Regions from separate parts of the Homo sapiens genome. Here region 2 is linked to region 1. Evidence: read pairs that join two places in POLR2A ChIA-PET (ENCODE). Cell type or tissue: PC-9. All regions are shown on one strand. Each heading gives the region's core, and the rest is flanking DNA. Links, peaks and the distances in the headings are about the cores only. Region 1 overlaps ANLN (anillin, actin binding protein). Region 2 overlaps ANLN (anillin, actin binding protein).

Region 1 (4,403 bases), core at 204-4,203:
TCTGGTGTTTAAAGCAAGCAGTAGAAAAGCAAGAGTTACATTTTTTTTCCATTCTGAATGTGTCAAAATAGAGAGATACGTTTGAAAAAGAGCAGGTCCAGATTGGAATTTAATCAGGAGGTGATGGGGAGGTCCTGGGAGAGTTTAAAGCAGAAGCAGGCAAGTGTTTTAGAAAAATCGCGCTGGTGTGAAAATTGAGGAGGGACTGGACAGGGCAGAGGTCTGAAGCAGGAAGACCAGTTAGAAGGCTAGTATTATAACCTAGGTGCAGGCAGGACACGGTGGCTCACACCTGTAATCCCAGTATTTTGGGAGGCCGAGGCGGGTGGATCACCTGAGGTCAGGAGTTTGAGACCAGCCTGGCCAACATGGTGAAATCTTGTCTCTACTAAAAATACAAAAAATTAGCTGGGTGTGGTGGCGTGTGCCTGTAATCCCTGCTACTCAGGAGGCTGAGGCAGGAGAATTGCTTGAACCTGGAAGGCAGAAGTTGCAGTGGGCCAAGATTGTGCCACTGCACTCCAGCCTGGGAAACACAGCAAGACTCCACCTCAAAAAAAAAAAAAAAAATAGCTTTATTGAAGAGGCAATGTTACAGCTCTGTTGATTCCCTGTGCAGAGCAGGGCTACTCCATAGGCAGAGAGTAGCAGTTCAGGGCAGTTTTACAATCATATTTATACCTACTCTTAATTGCATGCACATTAAGGGGCAGCTTATGTAGAAATATCTAGGGAAGGGATAGTAACTTTTGGGTCATTGCCATGGAAAGGGGTGGTAACTCCTGGGTGTTGCCATGGCAATGATGAATTGACATGGCACACTGGTGGGCATGTCACTGGAAAGCTGCTTCCCCCAGGCCCTGTTTTAGCTAGTCCTCAATTTTTTTTTAATTTATTTGTTTGTTGTTGTTGTTATTTCTCTATCTTGTCCAGTGTCCAAGTCCCGCATCTGGAGTCGAGTCCTACCTCTTACCTCACCACTGCTAAAATAAATAGGTATTAATTGACACCATAGACTATGCTATGTGCCAAAAAACATCAGGTGGCCTGCCGAGGTGGCTCACGTCTATAATCCCAGCACTTTGGGAGGCCGCGGCAGGCGGATCACCTGAGGTCAGGAGTTCAAGACCAGCTTGGACAACATGGTGAAACCTCATCTCTACTAAAAATACAAAAATTAGCTGGGTGTGATGGCATGTGCCTGTAATCCCAGCCACTCGGGAGGCTGAGGCAGGAGAACTGCTTGAACCTGGGAGGCGGAGGTTGCAGTGAGCCGAGATTGCGCCACTGCACTCCAGCCTGGGCAGCACAGTGAGACTCTGTCTCAAAAAAACAAAAACAAAAAAATCATCAGGCAGGTCACAGGAGTTAAGAGCTCTAAAGTCAAACCATTGGGATTTGAATTTGAGCTGGCTAACTGTGGACAGGTTTATTAGCCTCTATGAACCCAGTTTCCTTCTTCTATAAAATGAAGATAAAAGTGGTATATATCTCAAGATTATAAGAATTAAACGCTATTAGAATAAAAAAATTTATATTAGAATAAAAAATATTTGCAATACCTAGCATTTTACATACTGTTTGCTCTTGAGATTATTATCATCACTTCCAGAAAACATAATCTTAAACTCTCTGCTGCCTAATTCTTATCAACATTTCAGTTAAAAGAACTGATATGTATGGAAGACTGCCTGAAATATATGTAGTCCATCTGGTTTAATCCAGTCTAAAATATCTGTCAACCATCCAAGCCCCATTCTTCAGATCACTTGATCTCAATTCTGGCTATGCATCAGAATTACCTAAAGAGCTTTAAAAAAAATAAGACAAAAGCACATCTTTGAGCTCCACCACATTTCTGAAATTCTAATCCTATGGTCTATGTGATTCTGATACAATCAGCCAGGCTGAGAACCACCTAAGGAATGCTTCCTTGGGTGAGGCCCAGTAGCCACTGAGCTGTCTGCAAGCACCGTGGGGTCTACCTGCACTATGCTAGCTCACTTTAGAAATGCTTCTACTGCTGGATGCGGTGGCTCATTACTGTAATCCTAACACTTGGGAGGCCAAGGCGGGTGATCACTTGAGGTCAGGAGTTCGAGACCAGCCTGGCCAACATGGTGCAACTCCATCTCTACCAAAAGATACAAAAAAAATTAGCTGGGCATGGTGGCACACACCTGTCATCCCAGCTACTTGGGAGGCTGAGGCATGAGAATCGCTTGAACCTGAGAGGCGGAAGTCGCAATGAGCCAAGACTGTGCTGCTGCACTCCAGACTGGGTAACAGAGTGAGACTCTGTCTCAAAAAAAAAGAAAAGAAAAAAGAAATGCTTTTACTGAGCTTGGAGCCAGGACATCTGCCTGCCTTAAGAAACCTTATAGGTTTATCGGCTCCCACAAAGTCATATTTAAGGACACATGAAAGAAAGTTCTCTCAGCTCTTACTGCCAAATTGCAAGTCTTAGTGCCAAAGATGGTTCTGCTTTTAGCTTGTTAGTCATGTAACTGATAACTGTTTCATGTCTTCGCATAGGCCTCTAGCAAAAGGAAGACTTTACAGTCTGCATTTAATAAAATGACTTTACTTTTCACTTCTTTGTTTTCCCTTCCCGTATTTTCTCTTCACCTTGACTTCATTTTTCTGGTTTCAAAATACAGATATTTTTATAAGTCATCTCAAAGCTTTTTTTTTTTGTAACAAGGCAGGCGATAAGTGAAATTGATCATACCATAAATAACCCTGTTGCATAACTGTTGCTTTACTTCTCAGGTTCCCCTTCCGATTATAGGCTCATGAAAGGTAAGGATCAAGCCACTTCATTCATTTCTAGCACTGTGTGTAATAATATACTTTGCAGCTGCTCAATTTATGTTTTTTGACATTTTATTTCTCCCCTACTGAACAGCATTGCATACCTTAGTCCCTCAAGTTTATTTAATTTTTGAATCCATGAAATAGGATTTCTTTAACATGGAGCTGAGGGTCAGCAATGCTAACAACACGTATAGTTTGTTCTCAAGTGTTTTTCATTGCAGATATTAAGGTAATACAGTTATAAGATCAGGTTTCTATGAACTAGTCCAAGAACCACATCGTGATCTACTTCAGTCTAAACATAACCAACTTATACTACTGGTAGACAAACCATATGCAAGCAAAGGATACTCAACATATAGATAAAACAAAAGCATTTATTTTTCATGAGTTAACTGATAAAATGTTCAACATACCAAACTGAATCTTATTGGAACAGATGTATGGGCCATACCATCTATACAATTCATACCTGTCATATCATCATTATCCCAACGGCGCCGTTGCTCTGCAAGTTTTTGCATACGTGTTTTAACTGAGGAGGCTGCAGTTGCTTCCAATCTTGAGTTCAGCCCTCTCCTCATGCCCAGCAGTGATGCCGGGACAGCAACAGAATCACTGATGGTATCTGCTGCTTGTGGCTGCACCTGAGGAGACACAGGACTTGGAGAACAAGATTTTGCAGATGTCGACTCAACTGGTTGTTTATTTTCCAAGTTAGAAACTTCTACTTCAGTGTTGTCAGAACAGCGTTTTTTTGATGGCGATGGTTTTGTACAAGATTTCTCTACATTAAAAACGATGAAAAAAGACATTCAAATTTGTAATTTCTCACATGAAAAACTTGAGGGTAGATACTCAACAAATTAATAAAACATCACCCCTCCCTATTCTTTTAAATGATTTTAGTTACAACCAGAAGTATGTAAAACCCCATTCTCTTTCAGCAACTTAGAAATCTGATATGAAAGATCTTTTCAAGCAGACACAATTTATATTATAAAAACCTTAATGAAAAGATATTTAGAGCTAAGCTGTGGGGATGGAAAGGCATAAGAAGGATGCAATGGACTCTGGGGACTTGGGGGGAAGAGCGGAAGGGGGGCGAGGGATAAAAGACTACAAATATGGTGCAGTGTATACTGCTCGGGTGATGTGTGCACCAAAATCTCACAAATCACCACTGAAGAACTTACTCATGTAACCAAATACCACCTCTACCCCAATAACTTATGGAAAAATAAAAATAAAGATATTTAAATCATATTTTCAAAATATATGCATAACACTTTATATAGTGTTAAGACAATAGTAAATAAAAAGTGCATACACACAGAATAAGAAAGCATTCTAACAGATTTTAAGGATTATACAGCCTAATCACCTCATCTTCAGATAAGAAAAATCAAGCCTAGAGAAATTCAGTTGCCCGCCTAAAGTCACACAGCTGAGCCAAGTGTAGAAACCAGGTTTTCTGTTTTTGAAACATTCTTTCATGGAAAATAACTAATAAGCATGGTTAGAAGGGCAATTGGCTTGAGGTTTAGGATTACGACAGGAGACAGAAAAAGTGACTGAATTATCTG
Region 2 (4,403 bases), core at 157-4,156, 49 kb before region 1:
GAAGAAAAATCTTTAGCATTGACAACAAGCTTAGTTAGTAGAAATGAAAATGAGGTACATTAAATTCAAGTAAAAGGCCTAAGTCCAAAAGGCCCAAGGCCCCGTAAGGAAACACATCAGTGAGGCAAAGGAGAATGCAGAACTGCAGAATGTTTATATTCTCACCATCAAAAAAGTAAAATAAATTTTAGGTCACCAAGCAAAGCTGAAGACTCAGCCAAGACTGAATTGAGAATGTACTACTCTCATATGCTTGGGCGAAGGGTACCCATCCAAGTTATAATTTTATAGTGAGAAAGACTACAAGTACATGAGGTACAGAGTAATTAAAGCAACATGTAATCTGCTATTTTTATCACAGGGGAAGGTCTACGGAGAAGTCTAAGAGAGTTTACGCAACCAGTAAAAAATAAGGTTATACAAAAAAATGTAAGTGATATTCAAAATGGCTGAAGTGGGCCGCTGTGGTCAGGAACTATTTGGATACTGCACTTTGGTTGGTTCCTCCACTGACCGTGACCATGGACACGTCGCTATCAAACAAAATGATTAGAAATCCATTTTGCCTGTCCTGCCCTGTCTGATTCCACCACTGCATAGAAGGCCCCTGAAATAATTGAGTTAAAATGAATAAATCTGGAAGTAATCTAGACATCAAAAATTTCCATCAAATGAGTCCTCTATCTAGCTATTTTAAAACAAATCGGCAGTCTCTGGGCAACTTTGTTCTATTTTAGTATTGTGTCTCCTGGCTGTAGCTTTCTAATATTTTCACATTAGAAACTCATAAAGCTAGTCCTACCAATCTCCCCCCATCTGCAATATCCAGCAACAGCCTAATTACCAAACATCTTATCAAATTCTAACTTTTGTCCCTAATGACAACTCTGTACACTGAAGTTGGTCTTCAAGCTTCTCTTAGGCATCCAAGCAAAGAAACCTATCTTAGAATCCTAGCAATAAGCCTTCGTATCTTACACTTGAGATCAGGGTTAATTAAAAAAGGGGCACTCCCAAAAGTTTTATTCTGTTAATCTCCATCCAGAAATTTGCAGAATAGAATGAGATTGTTTCTGTGAGTCATCTGATTACACGAGGGTATTCTGGGAATGGAAGGAAGGGATGTGTAAAGTCTCTTTGAATAATGCTTGACTCCTCAACTACGCATGAAATCTTTAAACTTAACCCAAAGATTATTATCTAACTGCCATGAAAATGCCTCCACTGTGAGCATACTGGAAAACATTAGCTAAGATACAACCTGAGTATTATACTTTCCTTAACTACATTAATTTAGTTATTATAGATGGTTCACTTACTGCTTTGTGTGTGTTTTGTTTTCTCACTAAGGCTGTGCCCTTTTCAACGTCAAGGACCATCTGTGATATTTCTCATAGTGGTAAGTACATAGTGGGCAATCAATTGCTTAGTTGATAGAAATATTTATAGGCCAATACATACTTGGTAACACAGAGTGTGTCCCTGCATTGGCTGACAAGAGTCTCTCGGTCATCTTCTCTTTGTGGTCGGACAGTAATTAATTCAAAAGTGTTGCGTCTTGCACAAAATTCTCTGTTGGCTGGTTCTATCTGACGACTGGTACAATTAGCCAGATTTATCCTTCCTATGGGATTCTTTAAAAACAAATTAAGAGAAATTAGTAGAAAATAAGACTATTTAAGTCAGTAAGCATTAAGCAGCATTTAAGTTGGTACAAATTAAATATTAAAAAGCTATTATTTAAAAGTTAAAATTTAGTTACACTGGGCTTAGAGAAACATATTTAACATTTATTATTGTTCCTAGCTAGACATAAAAATAAAACCCAAAAATATCAACTGGTAGCTCTTGCCAACTATCCTATAAAGCTCTTTATTATGGTGAACTTCAAATAAAAAATACAAACAACAGTATAATGAGCCCCAGGTACCAAAACCAGCTATAACAATGAGAAACACACTCAAGTGCCTTTTATCTACAACTTACCCACTTCTCCCCTTTCTATAAAAGGAAACCTAGACATTGGATTTCATGTGTAAATATTTCTTTATATATCTATGAAAGATAAGGGCAGACAACTGCCCTGGATTGTTGGCAGCCATGAATTCCTATGATACGAGTCAAAGTGGAGGAAAACATTCACGAGACCAAATGGTCCTGAAAATGGGAAAAGAAACACATATAGGCACACATGAGCCAACAGCCAATAAGTGTGTCAACTCTATTAGAATTTTTAAAAATAAAAATAGAACATACCAATTTAAAACCTTAGATTGGCTAAGTCTGGAAAAAACAGTAACAACCTCTGTTGATTGGTTAGGGAGTGAGTAATACAGTTTCTTATGCATCACTGGTGAAAGTATAATATGATCTATTACTCGTAGGCAACCTGATAACAGTAATCAAAAACCATTAACAATGAGCATTTTCTGATCCTACAGTTTCACCTAAATTTATCCGAAGCAAATATATAAATATGCACACACAGATTCTAATATGTGTAGTCACTGTTTTTTCATAATAGCAAAAAATTCCAAACAAATTCAATGACAGTAATAGGGGACTATTTAAATAAATCATGGTATTGTTTCCAGCAAATATGATACATTAAATAGTCTGAAAATCCTCCCATTATATAAGCCGCCAAATGCTAGATAATTAAATTGACAAGAAAGTAGAAAAATCCTTCAAAGGCCAAAATCAATGAGCAAGGGAGAATGAAGAATAGTAAGCTAGTCTGAAACCCTGACTTCCCTTGGGGCATTTGCCAACACTTAAGACCTGCAACCTAGAAATGACAGAATATAAATTCTGGTATTTGCTTTAAAACACCCTAGCAAAGCAACAAAACAAAACAAAAATGCATGTGTGTTGTGGGGAGATAAATGAAACCTGAAAACGAATAATTAATTAAGCTGAAAGTTCATTATACTATTTTTGCTTTGTGTACATTTGAACATTTTCAACTGTAAAATGCAAAACAGGGCTGGGTGCAGTGACTCATGCCTGTAATATCAACACTTCAGGAGGTGGAGGCAGGCGGATACCTTTGAGCTCAGTAGTTTGAGACCAGCCTGGCCAACATGGTGAAACCCCATCTCTACTGAAAATACAAAAACTAGCCGTGCGTGGTGGCGCTTGCCTGTAGTCCCAGCTACTCGGGAGGCTGAGGCAGAGAATCGCTTGAGCCCAGGAGGCAAAGGTTGCAGTGAGCCGAGATCGTGCCACTGCACTCCAGCCTGGGCAACAGAGCGAGACCCTGTCTCAAAAAAAAAGAAAAGAAAAAAGTGAAACATATATGTATATATATTTCCATGAGGTGATGGCAGGGGGTGTGTGTGTGTGCAGCAGTGTATGGAAAAAGCAAGGACCAAGAATAGTCATACAGTAGCCCCCCACTTATCCATGGTTTCACTTTCCATAGCTTCAATTACCCACAGTCCACCATAGTTGAAAAATATTAAAAGAAAAATTCTAGAAACAAACTATTCGTAAGTTTTAAACTGCATGCCATTCTAAGCAGCATGATGTAATCTCCTGCCATCGCACCTGGCATGTGGATCCTCCCTTTGTCCAGCGTATCCACGCCTTACCTGCTACCTGCTCAGTAGTCACTTAGTAGCGTTCTGAGTTATAGGATCAACTGAGATCAAGACCATCCTGGCTAACACGGTGAAACCCCGTCTCTACTAAAAAAATACAAAAAATTAGCCGGGAATGGTGGCGGGCACCTGTAGTCCCAGCTACTCGGGAGGCTAAGGCAGGAGAATGGCGTGAACCCGGGAGGCGGTGCTTGCAGTGAGCCGAGATCCCGCGACTGCACTCCAGCCTGGGCGACAGAGCGAGACTCCGTCTCAGAAAAAAAAAAAAAAAAAAAAAAAGATCAACTGCTGTAGTATGCAGTGCTTGTGTTCAAGTAGCCCCTATCTGACTTAATAAGGTCCCCAAAGTGCAAGAGTAGATATGCAAAGACAAACCATAAAGTGCTTCCTTTAAGTGAAAAGGTGAAAGTCTTCAACTTAATAAGGAGAGAAAAAAAATCGTATGCTGAGGTTGTCAAGATCTACAGTAAGAATAAATCTTCTATCCATGAAATTGTGAGGAAAGAAAAAGAAATTCATGCTAGTTTCGTTGTCACATCTCCAACTGCAAAAGTTACCACCACAGTAAATGGTAAGTGCTTAATTAAAATACAAAAGGCATTAAATTTGTGGGTGTAAGACATCAACAGAAACGTGTTATGACTGATGGCAAGTGGGTCTGGTACTTATCTATGGTTTCATGCATTCACTGGCGGTCTTGGAACGCGTCCACTAAGGATAAGGGGGAACTACTATACATTACTCCATAAGTTAGGAGACTGGCCTTAGCAGACATTAAGATTTATTTTAAAGCTACGGTCA

The links. Peaks named below come from ENCODE experiments on the same cell type or tissue, not always from the same donor. Only the 100,000 strongest peaks of a DNase experiment are listed, where the experiment ranks them.
Region 2: POLR2A ChIA-PET joins it to region 1 with 5 read pairs; 7 of 35 experiments call an interaction of 5 or more read pairs at or near these places.

The regions. Positions count from the first base shown.
Region 1 is chr7:36,398,280-36,402,682 of GRCh38, reverse strand. It overlaps ANLN (anillin, actin binding protein), which reads right to left. Exons shown (of 24, transcript NM_018685.5): 3 at 3,290-3,604. Among named protein-coding and RNA genes, the nearest start is that of ANLN, 11 kb to the right of the region's middle. In PC-9, for the core only: no CTCF peak of the experiment used is centred there; a DNase peak (open chromatin) is centred at 1,912.
Region 2 is chr7:36,446,896-36,451,298 of GRCh38, reverse strand. It overlaps ANLN (anillin, actin binding protein), which reads right to left. Exons shown (of 24, transcript NM_018685.5): 23 at 1,462-1,634. Among named protein-coding and RNA genes, the nearest start is that of ANLN, 59 kb to the right of the region's middle. In PC-9, for the core only: no CTCF peak of the experiment used is centred there; no DNase peak of the experiment used is centred there.